Regions from separate parts of the Homo sapiens genome. Here region 2 is linked to region 1. A link is a loop called in an ENCODE intact Hi-C map of the cell type or tissue named here. Cell type or tissue: IMR-90. All regions are shown on one strand. Each heading gives the region's core, and the rest is flanking DNA. Links, peaks and the distances in the headings are about the cores only.

Region 1 (10,934 bases), core at 1,624-9,623:
TTTCTGGTTTTTCTTTCTTTTTTTCTTTTTTCTTTTTTTCTTTAGTTGAGACTCAGTTTCACTCCGTCGCCCAGGCTGGGGTGCAGTGGTGCCATCTCGGCTCACTGCAACTTCTGCCTCCTAGGTTCATGCGATTCTCCTGCCTCAGGAGTTCCTCCCGAGTAGCTGGGATTACAGGCGTGCATCACCACGCCCTGCTAATTTTTATATTATTAGTAGAGATGGGGTTTCTCCATGTTGACCAGGCTGGTCTCAAACTCCTGACCAGTGATCCACCTGCCTCAGCCTCCCAAAGTGCTGGGATTATAGGCATGAGCCACTGTGCCCATCCTTGGTTTTTCTATAATACTACATTTTAAGCATTCCTTCAGATCCTCCTCACACGTTCTCTTTTCCCATACGAACCTTAAAAGCTAGCATTACACAATTTTGTCTTTGGCCAAATTCTCTCACTGTATATAATTTCCCTAGGTGATTTTGTCTACAATAGCTCCAACTATCACCTATCTATAAACTAACTTTCAAATATCTATCTTGATCCTCAATCTTTCTTGATCCTTGAGGATCTATCTTGATCCTCAATCTTTCTCCTCCGGAGGCATAATGAAAATTTCTGCTTGGATATCTATCCCACAGTTTTGATGTTTTAATTTAACATGTGAAAAACTGAACTCGCTATCTTTTTCCTTAAAACTGCTCTTTCTCTTATATTCTCCATCTCCATGAACAGTTCCACCAGCTACTCTATGCCAGGTGCTGGGACATATTATGAATAGTCACCATCCATGTCCTCAAAAAAGATAAATAAACAGACAAATACAATGTATTTTAATATTTGATACTTTGGAAAAAAATAACAATATGAACTGAAAATATGGGGGAAAAAAAGAACATTTAAGTTCACCTGGGGAATTCAGGGAAGTTCCTGACACACAGTTGGGGCTCAATAAATATTGAATAACTTAATTTATTTTGTAGGTATGATTGTATTTGTTGAAAAATGTCCTAGGTACCTTAAAATGACTAAAAAGCAAACAACATTGGATCAATAACTCTCCTTAATGTGTGTTAGACAAATAATATAGGCTGCTAACTAACAATATTATACAAGAAATACTGTACCTTTCAAGTCTGATAGAATTTTTTTGGTGTTGGCAACTTTTCTTGAAGTGGAGTAGCAGAGGTACTGCTCCTTTTGGAGCAGGGCTACGCTATAGACAGTGTGCCCAAAGTAGAGACATTCTTATTCAGAGTAAGCCTACTAGGCCCTACCTAATCTGCCCCTCCCCTACTCTATTACTTCTACTATTTCCTGATTCACTGCACTTTAGCTTCACTGTCTTCCTTACTCTTCTTTAATCATGCCAAATATGTTCCTACTTCAGAACCTTTGCCATTGCTCTTTCCTTTCCCTAGAAGTCTTTCACCAATTATCCACATGGCTTATTGTGCCAGTGTCGCCTCATCAGAGAGGACTTTTCTAACTATGCTAGGTAAAGACTGGGTGTGGTGGATCACACCTGTAATCCAAGCACTTTGGGAGGCCTAGGCAGGAGGTTCATTTAAGGCCAGTAGTTCATCCAGCCTACTCAGCCTAGCAAGACATCTCTACAAAAAAAGACACAATTAGTATGGCACGGTGGTGTATGCCTATAGTCCCAGCTACTCAGAAGGCTGAGGTGGGAGGATTGCTCAAGGCTACTATGAGTTATGATCATGCCTCTGCACTCTAACCTGGGCATCAGAGTGAGACTCTATCTCTAAAAAAAAAAAAAAAAATCTGGCTGGGTGTGGTGGCTCATGCCTGGAATCCTAGCACTTTGGGAGGCCAAGGCAGGTGAATCGCTTGAGTCCAGGAGTTCAAGAGCAGTGTGGGCAACATGGCGAGACCTTGTGTCTATAAAAAAATACAAAAATTAGCTGGGCGTGGTGGCACGTGCCTGTGGTCCCAGCTACTTGGGAGGCTGAGCTGGGAGGATCACTTGAGCCTGGAGTTTACAGGTTGCAGTGAGCCAAGAGCCAAGATTGCACCACTGCACTCCAGCCTGGGCAACAGAGTGAGACCCTGTCTCTACAAAAATAATAATTTTTTGGCCAGGCACAGTGGCTCATGCCTGTAATCCCAGCACTGTGGAAGGCCGAAGTGGGTGGATCATCTGAGGTCAGGAGTTCAAGTCCAGCCTGGCCAACATGGTGAAACCCCATCTCTACTAAAAATACAAAAATTAGCCGGGCATGGTGGCGCACACCTGTAATCCCAGCTGCTTAGGAGGCCGAGGCAGGAGAATAACTCGAACCTGGGAGGCGGAGGTGGGAGTGAGCAGAAATCGCGCCACTGCACTCCAGCTTGGGCAACAAGAGCAAAACTCCACCTCAAAAAAAAAATAATAATAATAATAATAATATTTTAAGAATCTAACTATACTGGACAAAATGGCAATTTGTATACCCAGAGCTTAGAACAATGTTGAGCATATAGTAGAAATATAATAGATATTTGCTGAATGAATTTCTTTCAGATTAAAATATTCAAAAAAAATACCAAATAAAACACAGAGAGATGGAGTCCAAATCATATTTCAATTTTCTGAGAATTTAAATCTTCATTCTCTTCTGTTTTCATTGACTATTACAGATCTCCGTGTACCTTTTTTTTTTTTTTTTTTGAGATGGAGTTTCAGGCCGGGCGCGGTGGCTCACGCCTGTAATCCCAGCACTTTGGGAGGCCGAGGCGGGCAGATCACAAGGTCAGGAGATCGAGACCATCCTGGCTAACACAGTGAAACCCCGTCTCTACTAAAAATACAAAAAATTAGCTGGGCGAGGTGACGGGCGCCTGTAGTCCCAGCTACTCGGGAGGCTGAGGCAGGAGAACGGCGTGAACCCCGGGGGCGGAGCCTGCAGTGAGCCGAGATTGCGCCACTGCACTCCGGCCTGGGCGACAGCGAGACTCCGTCTCAAAAAAAAAAAAAAAAAAAAGATGGAGTTTTGCTCTTGTTGCCCAGGCTGGAGTGCAGTGGTGCGATCTTGGCTCACCGCAACCTCCACTTCCCGGGGGTTCAAGCGATTCTCCTGCCTCAGCCTCCCGAGTAGCTGGGATTACAGGCATGCACCACCACGCCCGGCTAATTTTTGTATTTTTAGTAGAGACGGGGTTTCTTCATGTTGGTCAAGCTGTTCTCAAACTCCCGACCTCAGGTGATCAGCCGGCCTCGGCCTCCCAAAGTGCTGGGATTACATGCGTGAGCCACCACGCCCGGCCTCTGTGTACCTTTCTTTGTTCAATCCTTGCATAGCAGGTTTAGTGAATTTTTAAAAATTGCTCTCAACACAATAAAAATATTAGTTAAACATCTACTGGAGACAATAGCATATTTTCTCAATTATCATGTACAAATAGAAAAGAGAATTAAATAAAATTCTCACATGTTCTTCCAAACTCCGTTTTCCCCATTCCCCTAATTACAGTTTTTTTATTTCCCTAATTACAATTTGATTGAGGTTGCAAATAAGCATTGAAGTTAGTAGATCCCAAGTTCCAACTATACTCCTTTTCTCTACTTACTCTGCTAGAAATTATGACAGTAATAACTTATAATTCTTTATTAAAAATAAAACCTATAGGAAAACACTGTAGTAGTATTATAATCTTTTTTTTTTTTTTGAGACGGAGTCTCGCTGTGCCGCCCAGGTTGGAGTGCAGTGGCACGATTTTGGCTCACTGCAACCTCTGCCTCCCGGGTTCACACCATTCTCCTGCCTCAGCCTCCCGAGTAGCTGGGACTACAGGCGCCCGCCACCACGCCTGGCTAATTTTTAGTATTTTTAGTAGAGTCAGGGTTTCACCGTGTTAGCCAGGATGGTCTCGATCTCCTGACCTTGTGATCAGCCCGCCTCGGCCTCCCAAAGTGCTGGAATTACAGGCGTGAGCCACCGCGCCCGGCCATAATCATTCTTAATAAATTATTTTACCAAAGAACATGTCTAGGATGCTCAAGGAAGTGTAGACTGGCAGCTAAAACTTGAACAAAAGGATACTTTTATGGACAAAGACAAGATTAGTCTGGCCCAGTTGTGAGGCAGTCACCATGGCTGTTTTGTCATCCAGTATAGCCACTTTCTCAGAATGAGACCCGTTAAGTGCAACTCTATGGTCTTGCAATTCCAGTATATAATGTTCCAGGGGAAATTTCACCTCTGTAAGACATGAAAGATACATAAATGTAATGACAGCAGCCATTCCAGTAGATAATGATGTATTCTTGATCATAAAGGAATGATCAGGAAGCAGACATAAAATAAGAGTATGATCTGCTTCTAATGTTTTTCCTGCTATGATGAATTTCTACATGTAACCATTTGGGGGGAGTATATGAGTTAAAATATATTGCTGGAGGCTGGGTGTGGTGGCTCCGCCTGTAATCCCAGCACTTTGGGAGGCCAAGGCGGGTGGATCACCTGAAGTTAGGAGTTCGAGACCAGCCTGGCCAACATGGTGAAACCCCGTCTCTACTAAAAATACCAAAATTAGCCGGGCGTGATGGCGTGTGCCTGTAATCCCAGCTACTCGGGAGGCTGATGCAGGAGAATCGCTTGAACCTGGGAGGTGGAGGTTGCAGTGAGCTGAGATCAAACCATTGCACTCTAGCCTGGGCGACAAAGCATAACTCCGTCTCAAAATAAATAAATAAATAAATAAAAATTAAAAATATATATATACAGAGAGAGAGAGAAAGAAAGAATTGGTTTTGCTTGTATTCTTAAAAACTAGTGAACTGAGTAGCAGGAGGGGTCATCATTAGTAAGAAAAAGATTAACGTTAATGGAGCCAATACATACTTTAAAAGCTCAATGTAACTTTTAGGCCAGGTGCGGTGGTTCACGCCTGTAATCCCAGCACCGTGGGAAGCCGAGGTGGGTGAACCACGAGGTCAGGAGTTCGAGACCAGCCTGGGCAACATGGTGAAACCCCATCTCTACTAAAAATGCAAAAAATTAGCTGGGCGTAGTGGCGGGCTCCTGTAATCCCAGCTACTCGGGAGGCTGCGGCAGGAGAATCGTTTGAACCTGGGAGGCAGAGGTTGCAGTGAGCCGAGATCATGCCACTGCACTCCAGCCTGGGCGACAGAGTGAGAATCCATCTCAAAAAAAAAAAAAAAAAAAAAGCTCAATGTAACTTTTAGTATCAACAGAATATTAAGCTTTCAGTCGATGAATTGAGTTTCTCAAGAAACAACTTTTGCAAAGATCATTGCAATGCTCATTCAGGTCCCTTCTGGTAAAGTGTCTTAACTTGCCCTTCAAAAGCTAGTAAAGCTTTAATTGTTTTATTTATTTAGTTATTTTTAGAGATGAGGTCTCAGCTTGGCACAGTAGCTCACACCTATAATCTCAGCCCTTTGGGAGGGAGGCCAAGGTGGGAGAATCACTTGGGACAAGGAGTTCAAGACCAGCCTGGGTAACATAATGAGATCCCATTTCTAACAAAAAAAAGAGGCCGGGAGTGATGGCTCACGCCTGTAATCCCAGCACTTTGGGAGGCTGAGGCAGATGGATCATGAGGCCAGGAGTTTGAGACCAGCCTGGCCAGCATGGTGAAACCCCGTCTCTACTAAAAATACAAAAAATTAGCTGGGCATGGTGGTGCACACCTGTAATCCCAGCTACTCGGGAGGCTGAGGCAGGAGAACTGCTTGAACCCAGAGGTGGAGGTTGCAGTGAGCCGAGATCATGCCACTGCACTCCAGCCTGGGTGACAGAGAGAGACTACATCTAGAAAAAAAAAAAAAAAGAGCTTGATATGGTGGCAGGAACCTGTAGTTCCAGCCATTCAGGAGGCTGAGGTGGGAGGATCACTTGAGCACAGGAGTTCAATGTTGCAATGAGCCATGATCATGCCACTGTACTACAACCTGGGCAACAGAGTGAGACCCCCATCTCAAAAAAATAAAAATAAAAAAATAATAAAGATATGGGGATCTTGCTCTGTTGCCTAGATTGGTCTCCAACTTCTGGCCTCAAGCAATCTTCCTGCCTCAGCTTCCAGAGTAGCTGGAATTACAAGCGAGAGCCACCATGCCTGGCTAGTTGTTGTTTTAATAGAGAATTCAGATGCCTATTGGCACCGAAGCTAAGCAGCCTAACTATGCCATTAATATGTTCAAGATATGGGGCTATTTCTGTCTAATATTAGTTAAGTACAGCAATTAACACTTTACCACAAAATCTAAAAACACAAGTATTTTTCATATGTAATGTGGAGTTGCTGATCTTGTCAGCAGAAAAGATTTGGGAAATGTGAGTCATAGGAGAAAAAATAAATCACCTTACCTGTCACTCTCCCTTGAACCATTTTTGCAACTTGGTATTTAATATATGTTCCTACTAAGAGATAAATATCATGGGATGGTATAAGAAATATATTCTCCAAAACAAGCAGACGTATTAAGGCTGCTGCCACTTTCTAAAAGAGGGAGGGAAGGAAAAAAAAAAACAGTTTCCATGGACGGAACCCTCACAGTCATCTTTCTTGTTAAAAGCTTACTTCTTTTAAACTTCTTTTAAAATTTTTTATAAAGATTTTTTTAAAAGCTTTCCTAATCACAAGTCATAATTTCAGCTAGCCTTAAAAAGTGATTATGAATCTTAATACCTTATTAACTTTCTAAGATACTCAGACTTAGAACAAAAAAGTCTTCTAAAAGAAAAAAAGTAGGTAAATAAAAAGTCAAGTATGCTGAAATGAGAAAAGGTAAGACTCAATTGTAGAACACAGAAATTCTTTTAGCCAACCTCCAATTAACTGACTTGCCAGATTAAGTTACTTTCCACTCTCTGTTGAACACATTGATTTTTATGAAGATTTACCCAATGCAAGGTTGGTAGGCTTCTCTCTAGGAGGTCCACACACTCATGTTCTTGCCATTGAATTAAATGCTTACCAAAAAACATTTGTTTTTCCCAAACCTATTTATGCAAGTTGTGCTTATAATTATAATCACATTAAAACAAAAACTATACATGTGAAAAGAGAACTGTTATTTCTATTAAAAATTTAAATGTGTCAAAAAAAGTTAAAGGCAAGCTGCTAATATATACTATCAATTAGGTATAAGTGAGAAATGTAAAATATTAGGGAAAATCCTTTAAAATATAAATTTTTGCACACAAATTCTTCCTGCATCTAAATTTTTACTTGACTAGAAATTAGGGCCGGGTGTGGTGGCTCACGCCTGTAATCCTAGCACTTTAGGAGGCCGAGACAGGTGGATCACTTGAGGCCAGAAGTTTGAAACCAGCCTGGCCATCATGGTGAAACTCTGTTTCTACTAAAAATACAAAAATTAGTTGGGCATGGTGACACACACCTGTAATCCCAGATATTCGGGAGGCTGAGGCACAAGAATCACTTGAAACCCCCCCACCCCAAAAAAGGAAGAAATTAGAAACTGTAGTTTATTGGAGAAAGTGTATGTAGATTTCAAATCAGTGAACTCATGGTCAAAGAAAGGCCTTGCACCTACATCAAGGATTGGTGAATAAAATGTAGTTATATATTTTAAGAGAAAATGCCAGTCACATTTGTAATTGTAATCAGGCAATAAAATGTTTAAGATAATTGTTTAATGCTTACCTACTTCAAATAACTTTTTCAATTAAATGACCAACTATTGGCCCAAATCACATCAGACTAGAGGGCTTCTACTATAGATAAACATAAAAAACTATATTTTCCATAGGCAAGACTATTAAATGAAAAATTTATAACACTGGCCAGTTGTGTGGGCTCACGCCTGTAATCCCAGCACTTTAGGAGACTGGGGCAGGCAGACTGCTTGAGCTCAGAAGTTTGAGACCAGCCTGGGCAACCTGGTGAAACCCTGTCTGTCTCTACAAAAACAAACAAACAAACAAAAAAAAAAAAAAAACAGGGCGGGTAGTGCATTCTTGTAGTACCTGGGCAACAGAGTTAGACCATATCTTGAAAAAACAAGTAAGGAAAATTTATAGCACACAAACTTTTTACCTTATAGAATGGTTCATGAATTCGAACTTTTACAACAGCAGCACCAGTTCTAATCCCAGACACTAAAATCACATCTCCTTGTTTCTCCTCTTTTTCCATCTCAGCTATATATATTGGGGGAGCATATTCTGCTTCGGAGTATTTAAGAATCCTAAAGACATAAAATAAAATGTGTTTCTAGCAGAATTAAACGAAGGGTTCTTCCAAAAGTCCCTAAGAGACTTTAAACATAGTTTCTTCAATGTCTATAGAATGTAAAACACTTTTGACTGGGCATGGTAGCTCACGCCTGTAATCCTAGCACTTTGGGAGGCCAAGGCGGGCACATCACTTGAGGTCAGGAATTTGAGACCAGCCAGGCCAACATGGCAAAACTCCATCTCTACTAAAAATACAAAAATTAGCCGGGCGTGGTGGCATGTGCCTGTAATTCCAGCTACTTGGGAAGCTGAGACAGGAGAATCACTTGAACCCAGGAGATGGAGGTTGCAGTGAGCCAAGATTGTGCCACTGCACTCCAGCCTGGGTGACAGAGCAAGACTCCGTCTCAAAAAAAAAAAAAAAAGAAAAAGAAAAAGATAAAGGCAAGGCGCAGTGGCTCACGCCTATAATCCCAGCACTTTGGGAGGCAGAGGCGGGTGGATCACTTGAGGTCAGGAGTTTGAGACCACCCTGGCCAATATGGCGAAACCCCATCTCCACTAAAAATACAAAAATTAGCTGGGCGTGGTGGCAGGCACCTGTAGTCCCAGCTACTCAGGAGACTGAGGCAGGAGAATCGCTTGAACCCAGGAGGTGGAGGCTGTAGTGAGCCGAGATCGTGTCACTGCACTCCAGCCTGAGTGACAGAGCAAGACTCCATCTCAAAAAAAAAAACAGAAAAAGAAAAGAAAAAGAAAAGGCCAGACACGGTGGCTCACGCCGTAATCCCAGCACTTTGGGAGGCCAAAGTGGGCAGATCAGGAGGTCAGGAGATTGAGAACATCCTGGCTAACAGAGTGAAACCCTGTTCTCTACTAAAAATACAACAACAACAAAAAAAATTAGCTGGGCGTGGTGGCGGGCTCCTGTAGTCCTAGCTACTTAGGAGGCTGAGGCAGGAGAATGGCGTGAACCCGGGAGGCAGAGGTTGCAGTGAGCCAAGATCACGCCACTGCACTCCAGCCTGGGAGACAGAGCAAGACTCCATCTCGAAGAAAAAAAAAAAAAAAAAAGAAAGGGATTTATGAGCCTCTGGCTAAAATTGTGGTGGGAGTAAAACTTGGATCTGAGATCTACTCCTTGGTACTGAAGACAAAATTTCATACTATCATCCTTCTCCCTCTACTCCAGCATGTGCAGGTAGCTTGAACAAAAAGAATTTCCAGAAGATATACCTGGCTCAAATAATTGTGTAGTACTTAGCCCATGAACTCCTCCATAATAACTCAGATTAAGCGATCATAAAGGTACCTACATCTATGTCATATTTCATTCTATCAAAGACATTTCTCTCAGTAATTTATCAGTTTCAAAAAAGTAGATAGCAGGGTCATCAAAGTCCACACAAATGGTTGCTTGTTCAGCATGCCGCTTAATGGCAGATGTCTTCTTCATAGTCAGATGATTTATGTTTGGTTTCAAGTTTACCTAATTTTGCTAGACAGTTCTTCTCTTGCTGACTCGTTGTCCTGGGCAATGCTCCACTCAAACATCATCCCTGCCAAACTACTAAAAGTATTTCCTGTAGAGCAAGCCAAAAGCAGACAAGATAGGATCACGTATTTAAAAATATTCAGGTATTTACAACAAGAAAGGGAAACCTAACTAGAAAATTACTTTGAAGCCTCTTTCATTAAGAAATAGAAAGCACTATCATTAATGAATTAAAACATATATATGAGAAAGTTCCCTACACAAACAATAAATGATGTTGCTGCACAAGCTGTCTGAAAGTAAAAAGGGCTCAAGCTGATTAACTTCTGGTTGACAATAATTATGCCATGCTCCTGTTCCTTTCTACATAAAGGCCACCTCATGGTTGACAAAGCATCCTTAATCCTGGTCCCCTCCACACAAATTTTTGTAAAAACTTTCCAGGCCCGGTGCAATAGCTTGTACCTGTAATCCCAGCACTTTGGGAGGCCAAGGCAGGAGGATCGCTGGAACCCAGGAGTTTGAGACCAACCTGGGCAACATAGTGACACCTGGTCTGTAAAATAAAAACTTAGCCAGGTATGGTGGCCTGCACCTGTAGTCCTAGCTACTCAGGAGGTTGAGGTAGGAGGATTGCTTGAGCCTGGGAGGTCAAGGCTGCAGTGAGCCATGCTTGTGTCACCGCACTCCAGCCTGAGTGACAGACTCTGTATCCAAAAAAAAAAAAAAGCTTCCAGAATTCCCGAATAGTTCATTTTTCAGATTAAAAAAACAAATCACTCATGTAATTAACAAAGAAAGTGGCAATACATTATAATTTTTTTTTAATTAACCATGGGAAACTTGGCCTCACAGGATACTTCAACCTCGGCCTCCCAAAGTGCTAGAATTAGAAGCATGAGCCACCACGTCCCACCTAAATTTTTTTTTTACTACCTAAGTGTTTTTTAATACCTCATTATAGCATTAATATAGTATACAGTATTAAAAGCATTAAAGATTAGATCAAGATTGTAACTTTTTTACAGATTTACATTTAATTCTCCTGGTCTATAGAAAGTGGATTGATCAAACAGAGCTAGCAATAAATTCCAAAAAGTGTTCTTCATTGTTGATCTAGGGCCCATCAACAGAAGCTCAGTGGTAGATTTGGGTATCTAAGAAAAGTTCGGAGGCCAGTGCGGTGGCTCATGCCTGTAATCCCAACACTTTGGGAGGCCGAGGAAGGCAGATCACTTGAGGCCAGGAGTTCGAGACCAGCCTGGTCAACATG
Region 2 (10,934 bases), core at 1,043-9,042, 120 kb before region 1:
CTGAAAGACTTTACTTGCTGGAATGTCTAGCAAAGTATTACTGAACTGTACATGGCACAGCATGAGGGTCGCTGGAAGAAGTACTTTTGTAATGGCCAAGGCCTGGTTTGGGGTACAGAATCCTGAAAAGCAGAAAAGAGGTAAATAGCTTTGTCACTAACAAGAATTTGTAAAAAGAGAGACCATTATATGGAGGCAATTTTGAAGCATAAAAAAAATAAGCAAGAAAGAGGGTCAGTTATGGCTGGTTTGCCCACCTCTGCTTCAATCAAGGTGAAAGAATAGTGTGAGACCCTCGCATTCTAATTTGTGAATGACTACAGTGGGGCTTCCATTATCAATGTCATACATAGGTAGTGTCTTTTTTCAAAGATTTTTTTTGAAAAATCTTTGAGATGAAGTCTTGCTCTGTCGCCCAGTCTGGAGTGCAGTGGTGTGATTTTGGCTCACTGCAACTTCCATCTCCCGGTTCAGGCAATTCTTCCTGCCTCAGTCTCCCCAGTAGTTGGGATTACAGGTGTCTCCCACCACGCCTGGCGTCAGTGGGAGTAAGATAGATTACAGGGAAGTTAGAAATCTATTAAAAATAGGCCAGGCGCGGTGGCTCACACCTGTAATCCCAGCACTTTGGGAGGCCGAGGCAGGCGGATCACCTGAGGTTGGGAGTTCGAGACCAGCCTGACCAACATGGAGAAACCCCGTCTCTACTAAAAATACAAAATTAGCTGGGGGTGGTGGCTCATGCCTGTAATCCCAGCTACTCGGGAGGCTGAGGCAGGAGAATTGCTTGAACTCAGGAGGCAGAAGTTGCAGTGAGCCGAGATTGCGCCATTGCACTCCAGCCTTGGCAACAAGAGCGAAACTCCGTCTCAAATAAATAAATAAATAAATAAATAAATAAAAATAAAGCAGTACAGTTGGGAGGTAGCTTTTAGGTCTAAGAGAATTTGTTTTTCATATACAATGTTGTAATACAATTACAATATAATTCAAGCCCCAAATCCCTAGAACTTCATCACAAGTGGTGCCTTAAGAGGAATCATATAGACAGCAAGAAGTGGACTGTTGTTATCATTGGGTCAGCTGCAATGAGTGGCATTCTTGAAAAATCTTCAGCAAAATCAAAGGGACTGATGCATGAGGTTTCTCAATAAAATAAGTAGTGATTTTAGAAAGATTCTGGGGAATAAAACGTCAGTCTGTTGGCCAGGCACGGTGGCTAGATTTTTTTTTTTTTTTTTTGAGATGGAGTCTTGCTTTGTCGCCCAGGCCAGAGTGCAGTGGCACAATCTCAGCTCACTGCAACCTCTGTCTCCTGGGTTCAAGCAATTCTCCTGCCTCAGCCTCCCGAGTAGCTGGGATTACAGGCACCCGCCACTGCACCCGGCTAATTTTTGTATTTTTAGTAGAGACAGGGTTTCACCATCTTAGCCAGGCTGGTCTCGAACTCCTGACCTCATGATCCATCCGCCTCGGCTTCCCAAAGTGCTGGGATTACAGGTGTGAGCCACCGCGCCTGGCCATCTCTATTTTTTTTTTTTTTCTGAGAGATGGGGTCTTGCTTTGTTGCCCAGGCTGGTCTCAAACTCCTGGCCTCAAGCGATCCTCCCACCACAGCCTCCTAAATAATTGGGATTACAGGCATGAGCCACCACTCCAGAGTACTAAAATTATCTTAAGTTTTTTTTTTTTTTTTTTTTTTTTTTTGAGATGGAGTCTCACTCTGCCGCCTAGGCTGGAGTCCAGTGGTGCGATCTCGGCTCACTCTAACCCCCGCTTCCCGGGTTCAAGCAATTATCTTGCCTCAGCCTCCAAGTAGCTGGGATACAGGCACACGCCACCACACCCAGCTAGTTTTTGTATTTTTAGTAGAGATGGGGTTTCACCATGTTGGTCAGGCTGGTCTTGAACTCCTGGTCAGGCTGGTCTTGAACTCCCGACCTCAGGTGATCTGCCTGCCTTGGCCTCCCAAAGTGCTGGGATTATAGGTGTAAGCCACCGCGCCCGGCCTAAAATTTGTATTTTTAAAACTAGAAAGACAATAGTGACTAGGATGAGCCTATTTTAAAACCTTAGTCTAGTCATAATTTCTGAGGTCTCATAGAGCTCTATGATTTATTTGTCAAGATGGAGTCAGTTTTGAAATAAAAAGAAAATCTGGATTACTAATCCAAAGGGATAAATGAATTGAGGGAAAACGAGAAAGATAGGAACAATCACTGAAACCATGAAGAGATTCCTGACCTTTAAGATTGACACCATTTCTGCCAGTGGTGATGAAGAGCTTGAATACAGTTGAATTGAGGGTATTGGTGAGATAAGTCTTGAGGTCATAACTGAGCATTAATCTTGATGATGCATTGACCACCACCTGTCAGCAAATCAAAGGAAAATCTGCACCTAAGTTCCTAGAGAATCTGACTCCTTCCAGATCCACCCCTCATAACTTATTTAACCAAAAGTATCTGTTTCACACAAGTACAGATTCCATCTCATGACCACATATTTGAGAACAACAAAATCTGTTTGCCTTTGAAGACAAAATAACTTTTTTTTTTTTTTAATCAGGGTCTTGCTCTGTCACCCAGGCTGGAGTGCAGTGGCATGATCATGGCTGACTGAAGCCTCAAATTCCTAGGCTCAAGCAATCCTCCTGCCTCAGCCTCTAGAGAAGCTGGGACTACACGTATGTGTCACCATGCCTAACCAACAAAAGACGGGGTCAGCCGCGCGCGGTGGCTCACGTCTGTAATCCCAGCACTGGGAGGCCGAGGCGGGCGGCTCACCTGGGGTCAGGAGTTCCAGACTGGCCTGACCAACATGGAGAAACCCCGCCTCTACTAAAAAAAACACAAAATTAGCCGGGCTTGGTGGTGCATGCCTGTGATCCCAGCTACTCAGGAGGCTGACGCAGGAGAATCGCTTGAACCTGGGAGGCAGAGGTTGCAGTGAGCCGACATTGCGCCATTACACTCCAGCCTGGGCAACAAGAGTGAAACTCTGAATCAAAAAAAAAAAAAAAAAACAAAGACGGGGTCTTGGCCAGGCGCGGTGGCTCAGAGCGAGACTCCAAAAAAAAAAAAAGACAGGGTCTCACTATGTTGCCCCAGGTGGTCTAGAACTCCTGGCCGCAAGCCATCCTTCCACCTTGGCCTCCCAAAGTGCTGAGATTACAGGCATAAACTACCATGCCTAGCCCAAAATAACATTTTTTCTAGAAGGAAGTCTTGGGTCCAATTATTCCTTCAGACATATCTTCCCTTTGTATGACTCCCTATTAAAATGCCTTTGAGGCCAGGTGCGGTGGCTCATGCCTGTAATCCCAGCACTCTGGGAGGCTGAGGCGGGTGGATCACTTGAGGTCAGGAGTTTGAGACCAGCCTGGCCAGCATGGCGAAACCTCACCTCTACTAAAAATACAAAAATTAGCCAGGCATGTTGGAGCGTGCCTGTAATCCCAGCTACCAGGGAGGCTGAGGCAGGAGAATTGCTTGAACTCGGGAGGCGGAGTCTGCAGTGAGCTGAGATTGTGCCATTGTACTCCAGCCTGGGCGACAGAGTGAGACTCCATCTCAAAAAAACAAAACAAAACAAACAAACAAAAACAAAAAAAACACACAAAAAAAACAACTGCAACTTTCTTCAGGACATTTTCTCTTTGTCTCTAGTTGCACATAATCTCAATCTTTTCTGAAACTTCAAAGTACATTGTTTTTTCTCAAGAATACTTGTACTATTCTGCCTTATATTGTAAGTTTTTTTGTTTGTTTGTTTGTTTGTTTTGAGACGGAGTCTTGCTCTGTCACTCAGGCTACAGTGCACTGGCGCAATTTCGGCTCACTGCAGCCTCTGCGTCCTGGGTTCCAGCAGTTCTCCTGCTTCAGCCTCCCAAGTAGTTGGGATTACAGGCACGTGCCACCATGCCTGGCTGATTTTTGTATCTTTAGTAGAGATGGGATTTCACCATGTTGGCCAGGCTGGTCTCGAACTCCTGACCTCAAGGGATCCACTGACCTCGGCCTCTAAAAGTGCTGGGATTACAGGTGTGAGCCACCATGCCCAGCCCTTAATATTTTAAATTTAAATGCAATATACTCTACATTCTCCTTAGTATTACCACAGGTTTTTTAAATTCAAGAACCTTAAAACCCAAGTTAGTTACATTAATGGCTTAATAAAGAAAGGAATTTTGTCTTTTTCATATTTGTATTTCTGGAGGCCAGCACAATGCCTGACACTTAATAGGCTTTAATGAGTATCTGCTAATTAGTGAATATTAAATGAGGATTCGATGAAGTACACAAATTAGAATAGGAATGACCTTTGGACTTCCCTGTAGCATCTAACACCACAACCATTTCCTCCTTTGCCTTCTATGACACTGTTTCTCTTTGCTTTTCTGGTTCCTAATCCCTTCTCAGTCTCTTTTTCTAGTACTCTTTTCATGCTACCTCTGTCCTTGAACCTCTTATCTGCTTATAATACAAGTTCTTTTTGGATGTTATCCAAATTTTCCCTCTCTACCCTTATTAATTTTGTATTGAAGTTGCCCTGATTTATTCATTAGTCTTCAAGCACAACATGTACTTTTATTTGCCTATTGTAATTATTTGTGCCATGTATGTAATTGTTTATGTCACCACTAGACTATGAGCTCCTCAAAAGAAGGCACCAGATACCATGTGCACACATATTGAGTAACTTACTCATCTATAAAGTTGGGGCCGGGTGCAGTGACTCACATCTGTAATCCCAGCGCTTTGGGAGGCTGAGGCAGGCAGATCATTTCAGGCCAGGAGTTTGACACCAGCCTGGCCAACATGGCAAAACCCTGCCTCTACTAAAAATACAAAAATTAGCTGGGTGTGGTGGCACACACCTGTAGTCCTAGCTACTTGGGAGGCTGAGGCACGAGAATTGCTTGAACCTGGAAGGTGGAGGTTGCAGTTACCAGAGATTGTGCCACTGCACTCCAGCCTGGGCAACAGAGTGAGATTCTGTTATAAAAATAAATAAATAAAATAAAACAAAGTTGGGAAAATACTTTTTTTTCTTCAACTTTTATTTTAAGTTCCAGGGTACATGTGCAGGATGTGCAGGTTTGTTACATAGGTTAATGTGTGCCATGGTGGTTTGCTGCATAGATCAACCTATCACCCAGGTATTAAGCCCAGCATCCATTAGTTATTCTTCCTGATGCTCTCCCTCCCTCCATGCCCCACATATTTATTTTGCAGAGTTAAAAGTGATACAATTAAAAGTGATAGGTGTACTGGATGTTAAAAAAAAAAAAAAAAAAGACTGGGCTAGATGTGGTGGCAAACACCTGTAATCCCAGCACTTCGGGAGGCTGAGGCAGGTAGAACACTTGAGCCCAGGAGTTCGAGATCAGCCTGGGCAACAGGGTGAAACCCCATCTATCCAAAAACACAAAAAATTGGCTGGGCACAGTGGCTCATGCCTGTAATCTCAGCACTTTGGGAGGCTGAGGTGGGCAGCTCACTTGAGGTCAGGAGTTCGAGACAAGCCTGGCCAACATGGTGAAACCCTGTCACTACTAAAATACAAAAATTAGCTGGGTGTGGTGGCAGGTGCCTGTAATCCCAGCTACATGGGAGGCTGAGGTAGGAAAATTGCTTGAATCCAGGAGGCAAAAGTTGCAGTGAGCTGAGATTCCGCCACTACATTCCAGCTTGGGCAACAGAGTGAGACTCTGTCTCAAAACACACACACACACACACACACACACACCCCACAGAATTAGCCGAGTGTGGTGGTGTGCACCTGTGGTCCCAGCTACTCAGGAGACTGAGGTGGGAGGATCACTTGAGCCTAGGAGGTGGATCTGAGTGATCTGAGATCACACCACTGCACTCCAGCCTGGGTGACACAGCAAGACCCTGTCTCAATAAATAAATAAATAAATAAATAAATAAATAAATAAATAAATAAATAAAAATAAAAAAAATAGATGGCTAGGTGCAGTGGCTCATGCCTATAATCCTAGCACTTTGGGAGGCTGAGGCAGAAAGATGACCTGAATCTAGGAGTTTGAGACCAGCCTGGACAACATAGCGAGACCCTGTGTCTGCAAAAAAATAAAAATAATTAGCCAGGTATGCTGGCACACACTTGTGGTCCTGCTACTTTGGAGGCTGAGGCAGGAGGATGGCTTGAAACCAGGAGTTTGAGGCTGCAGTGAGCCATGATTGCATCATTGTATTCCAGCCTGGGCAACAGTGAGACACTGTCTCTTAAAAGAAAAAAAAAAGATGAGAAGTGCCAAGCCCATAGTAGATACACAAAAAGTTGTAGCTACCATGTTTGAGGAATGAAAAAAGAGGATCAAAGAAGTGCTTTGGGCAAAGAGGAAGGAGACATTACATATATTTAAGAAGGGAATAGAAAATATTTCATTAAAAAAATCCCTTTATTGTTTACCTATCTCACCTACTCAAGAATATTACTCCCTCCAGCAATCCTCTGACTTACATCAAATTTTCTGTTTCCACTGAATCATTCCCAATCCACTATTTCTCTCATAAAAAAAAAAATCCACAAAACAAACTCTTAACCCCAACTCCTTAAAAGAGCTTTCTATATTCACTGTCTCCAAGTCCTTTTCTCCAATTCTCCAATCAAACATTCATTCAGGTCACTCTGTCTGGGCACAGTGGCTCACGCCTGTAATCCCAGCACTTTGGGAGGCCGAGGCAGGCCTATCACTTGGGCTCAGGAGTTCGAGACCAGCATGGGCAACATGGTGAAATGCCATCTCTATCAAAAATACAAAACAAAACAAAACAAAACAAAAAAATTAGCTGGGCATGGCGGCATGCACCTGTAGTCCCAGCTACTAGGGAGGCTGCAGTGGGAGGATAGCTTGAGCCCAGGAAGCAGAGGTTGCAGTGAGCTGAGATCACACCACTGCATTTCAGCCTGGGCAACAGGGCGATACTCCATCTCAAAAAAAAACAAAAAAACACGCACAAAAAAGCCTGGGCGCAGTGGCAGCTCATGCCTATAATCCCAGCAATCTGGGAGGCGGAGGCGAGCAGATCACATGAGGCCAGTAGTTCGAGACCAGCCTGGCCAACATGGTGAAACCCTGTCTCTACTAAAAATACAAAAATTAGCTGGGGGTAGTGGCACGTGCCTGTAATCCCAGCTACTCAGGAGGCTGAGGCATGAGAATTGCTTGAACTCAGGAGGCAGATGTTGCAGTGAGCCAAGATTAAACCATTGCTCTCCAGCCTGGGCAATAGAGCAAGATTCTGTCTCCAACAAAAAAAAAAAAAGGGGGGGGCTCAGGTCACTTTGCTGAAGCTACTCAACAAAGTCACTAGCACCAGTCTCCATACTGCAAAAACCATCAGTCATTTCTCAATTTTCAGCTTAACCCATTAATAGTAATGATGGTTGATCACTCCCTCTTTCCTTGAAATACTTTCTTCATTTGCCTTCCAGGATACACATATCTCTAGATTTTCCTCCCATTTCACTGGTTGTTTCTTTCTTTCTTTTTTTTTTTTTTTTTGAGAGAGTCTTACTCTGTTGCCCCGGCTGGAGTGCAGTGGTGTGATCTTGGCTCACTGCAACCTCTGCCTCCTGGGTTCAAGCGATTCTCCTACCTCAGCCTCCTGAGTAGCTGGGATTACAGGTGTGTGCCACCACGCCCAGCTAATTTTTGTATTTTTAGTAGAGACGGGGTTTCACCATGTTGGTCAGGCTGGGTCTCGAACTTCTGACCTTGTGATCCACCTGCCTTGGCCTCCCAAGGTGCTGGGATTAGAGGCGTGAGCCACGGCACTAAGCCTGGTTGTTTCTTATAAGTCTTTCTTATTGGTTCTTCTCTCAGAGCTCCCTTTTTCCCTTTTGTTTCTTTCTTTTTCCATTTGCCACTAATCAAAAGGCAATCAGAACTCTTAAGATTGAAGTGCTCCCAGAACTTAGTACTTAGGTCTTTTTTCTCTTTTTTTTTCTTTTTTTTGAGAGCGACTCTCACTCTGTTGCCCAGGCTGGAGTACAGTGGCTTGATGTCAGTTCACTGCAACCTCCACCTCCCAGGTTCAAGAGATTCTCGTGCTTCAGCCTCCTGAGTAGCTGGGACTACAGATGTGAGCCACCAGGCCCGGCTAATTTTTGTATTTTTAGTAGTGATGGGGTTTCACCATGTTGGCCAGGCTGTTCTCGAACTCCTGACCTCAGGTGATCCTCCCACTTTGGCTTCCCAAAGTGCTGGAATTACAGATGTGAGCCACCGCGCCTGGCCTTTTTTCTATTTTACATTCATTCTTTGGTGATCTAATGGCCTTAAATATCTCTATTCCAATGACTCCCAGACTTTTATATCCAGCAACCTCAACATATCCAGTTGACATTTAATAGACATACCCAATTTTACATATCCAAAGATGACTGCTTTTCCCTCCAAGACTGTTCCACCTACAGTCTTCCCCATTTCAGTTGACGGTAATGCTGTCCTTTCAGCTGTTCAACCAAAAACCTGAATCATTCTGGATTTTCTTATGTTCTAGATATAATCTGTGAGGAAACTCTATTGGCTCTACCTATAAAATATACCTAGAATCTGATCAACTTCTTATCACCTCCTCTGTCACCACCCTGATCTGCCAACATATGTCACCTGGATTACCGCAGTAGACTCCCAAATGGTCTTTCAACTTCTACCCTGGTGTCTAGTGTCTAGTGCCAACCAGTACCCACTGTGATCTCTTAAAACACAGGTAGTCATTCTGCTGGTTAAGAATCCTGAACACTGTTTAGCTTTGTGTTCCAGTAAAGTTTGCTGGCTGGCTTTATATCTGTTTTATGAGTGTATTTCCTTTCCTAAGATGTATTTTCTCTATGCATATCCTCATATGTGGCAATAGTCACCCTAGTCTCTTAAACTCTGATACAGTTATGTTTACCTCTCGATATGTTTTCACTACTCCTGGGATGTCATGAAAAATCATTGCAGTCCCCGGACTCCTGGCCACTCCTACTCCAGTGACAATGTCTGTCTGTAGAATATTGTTGGCAGAAATCATCCATATCCCAGGTTCACCTAGGAAAAGACAAGAGAAAACACTTGGCTGAAGCCTTTGATATAAATCACTCTGGACTTATTCATACTCCAAATCAGTAAATTTTTCAAGCATGCAGATATCTCTTCCCAGGAGAAACAGCCAGCTTTGAAGATAACTGTTTTCTCAGTGTCAGGTTCCTCTTCGTATATCATGCCAGCAAAATAAAGAATCATAAGAAGAGCTACGTAGTTGGAGAATGTAACTGTTCTCCTTGGGAAAAAGAGAAGCTCTTTTTACATACAGGGATAACTTTCTGAATAAATTTTGTTTAGAAGCTACTAAGGACAAATTTGCTTTGAGCTACTGATTGATGACAGCAAGAAGACTGCAAAAAAGTGACCATGGCAAGAGAAAGGATTTGTTTATTTTGGCTTAAGTCTAAAGATGGCCGAGGAATGCCAAATACTGGGTTAGAGTTTGTACTTAGCCTGCAGGATTACTGATCCTGGCATATGGCTCTTTCCTTCATCACATGATGAAGCCTCCCAAAATTCCAGATTGGAAGACTATGGGACAATCCTGTCAAAAATATAGCTAAAAAGAATAAAAAATAGGCCGGGCACGGTGGCTCATGTCTGTAATCCCAGCACTTTGAGAGGCCGAGGCTGGAGGATCACCTGAGGTCAGGAGTTCGAGACCAGCCTGACCAACATGGTGAAACCCCATCCTACTAAAAATACAAAAATTAGCCAGGCGTGGTGGCGCATGCCTCTAGTTCCAGCTACTTGAGAGGCTGAGGCAGTAGAACCACTTGAACCCAGAAGGTGGAGGTTGAAGTGAGCCGAGATCACACCATTGCACTCCAGCCTGGGTGATAAGAGTGAAACTCTGTCTCAAAAAAACAAACAAACAAACAAAAAAAGAGAGGGTAAAAAATACTCTGCTTCATTGACAAGGGATTTATAATCAGGGGATTGTAACTCTCATTGCCAACCTTAAAGTAGGTTTAGCTCATTGGTCCTGGATTGCATGTTGGTAGTGGTTGTTTGCAAATCAGCTGTTATAGCATTGGGGGATTCAGCTGTATAGAGCCCCTTTGTATCAAGGTCCAAAATACGTATTAATGTTAAAGTCAGGTCCAACATTTACATCACTTTACCTAAACATATGTATCCATAGTTACCAGAAGAGGCTGCAAAGCCAAAACCATACATTACTACAAGCAGTTCTTACTTGGATGTACACATCCAGGCAGTGTACACCACTTTGGGATATGATATTTGGAAACCCAAAGAATTCACACTCATTTCCTAACCAAAGAATGATTTCCTTTTCTTTTTTTTGAGACACAGCCTGTCATCCAGGCTGGAGTGCAGTAGTGCGATCATAGCTTACTGCAGCCTTGATCTCCTGGGCTCATGCAATCTTCCCACCTCAGCCTCCCAATAGTTGGGACCAGAGGCATATGCCACTACACCGGGATAATTTAATTATTACTATTATTATTATTTTTGAGACAGAGTCTCGCTCCATCACCCAGGCTGGAGTGCAGTGGTGTGATCTTGGCTCACTGCAACCTGTGCCTCCTGGGTTCAAGCAATTCTCCTGCCTTGGCCTCCCAAGTAGCTGGGACTACAGGCACATGCCACCATGCCCAGCTAATTTTTGTATTTTTAGTAGAGACGGGGTTTCACCATGCTGGCCAGGATGGTCTTGAACTCCTGACCTTGTGATCCGCCTGCTTCAGCCTCCCAAAGTGCTGGGGTTACAGGCGTGAGTCACTACACCCGGCCTTAATTTTTGTATTTTTAATAGAAACAGGATTTCACCATGTTGGCCAGGCTGGTCTTGAACTCCTGACTTCAGGTGGTCTGCCTGCCTCGGCCTCCCAAATGTTTTCTA

The links. Peaks named below come from ENCODE experiments on the same cell type or tissue, not always from the same donor. Only the 100,000 strongest peaks of a DNase experiment are listed, where the experiment ranks them.
Region 2: a loop joins it to region 1, with 2.8 times the contacts of the local background. A loop is called at or near these places in 4 of 110 quality-filtered maps.

Annotation. Positions count from the first base shown.
Region 1 is chr1:154,131,776-154,142,709 of GRCh38, forward strand. NUP210L (nucleoporin 210 like) reads right to left here. Exons shown (of 40, transcript NM_207308.3): 4 at 9,656-9,749; 5 at 8,027-8,177; 6 at 6,331-6,463; 7 at 4,039-4,197. Among named protein-coding and RNA genes, the nearest start is that of NUP210L, 18 kb to the right of the region's middle. In IMR-90, for the core only: no CTCF peak of the experiment used is centred there; no DNase peak of the experiment used is centred there.
Region 2 is chr1:154,010,000-154,020,933 of GRCh38, forward strand. NUP210L (nucleoporin 210 like) reads right to left here. Exons shown (of 40, transcript NM_207308.3): 33 at 8,934-9,070; 34 at 2,245-2,371; 35 at 1-122. Among named protein-coding and RNA genes, the nearest start is that of RPS27, 25 kb to the left of the region's middle. In IMR-90, for the core only: no CTCF peak of the experiment used is centred there; a DNase peak (open chromatin) is centred at 4,702.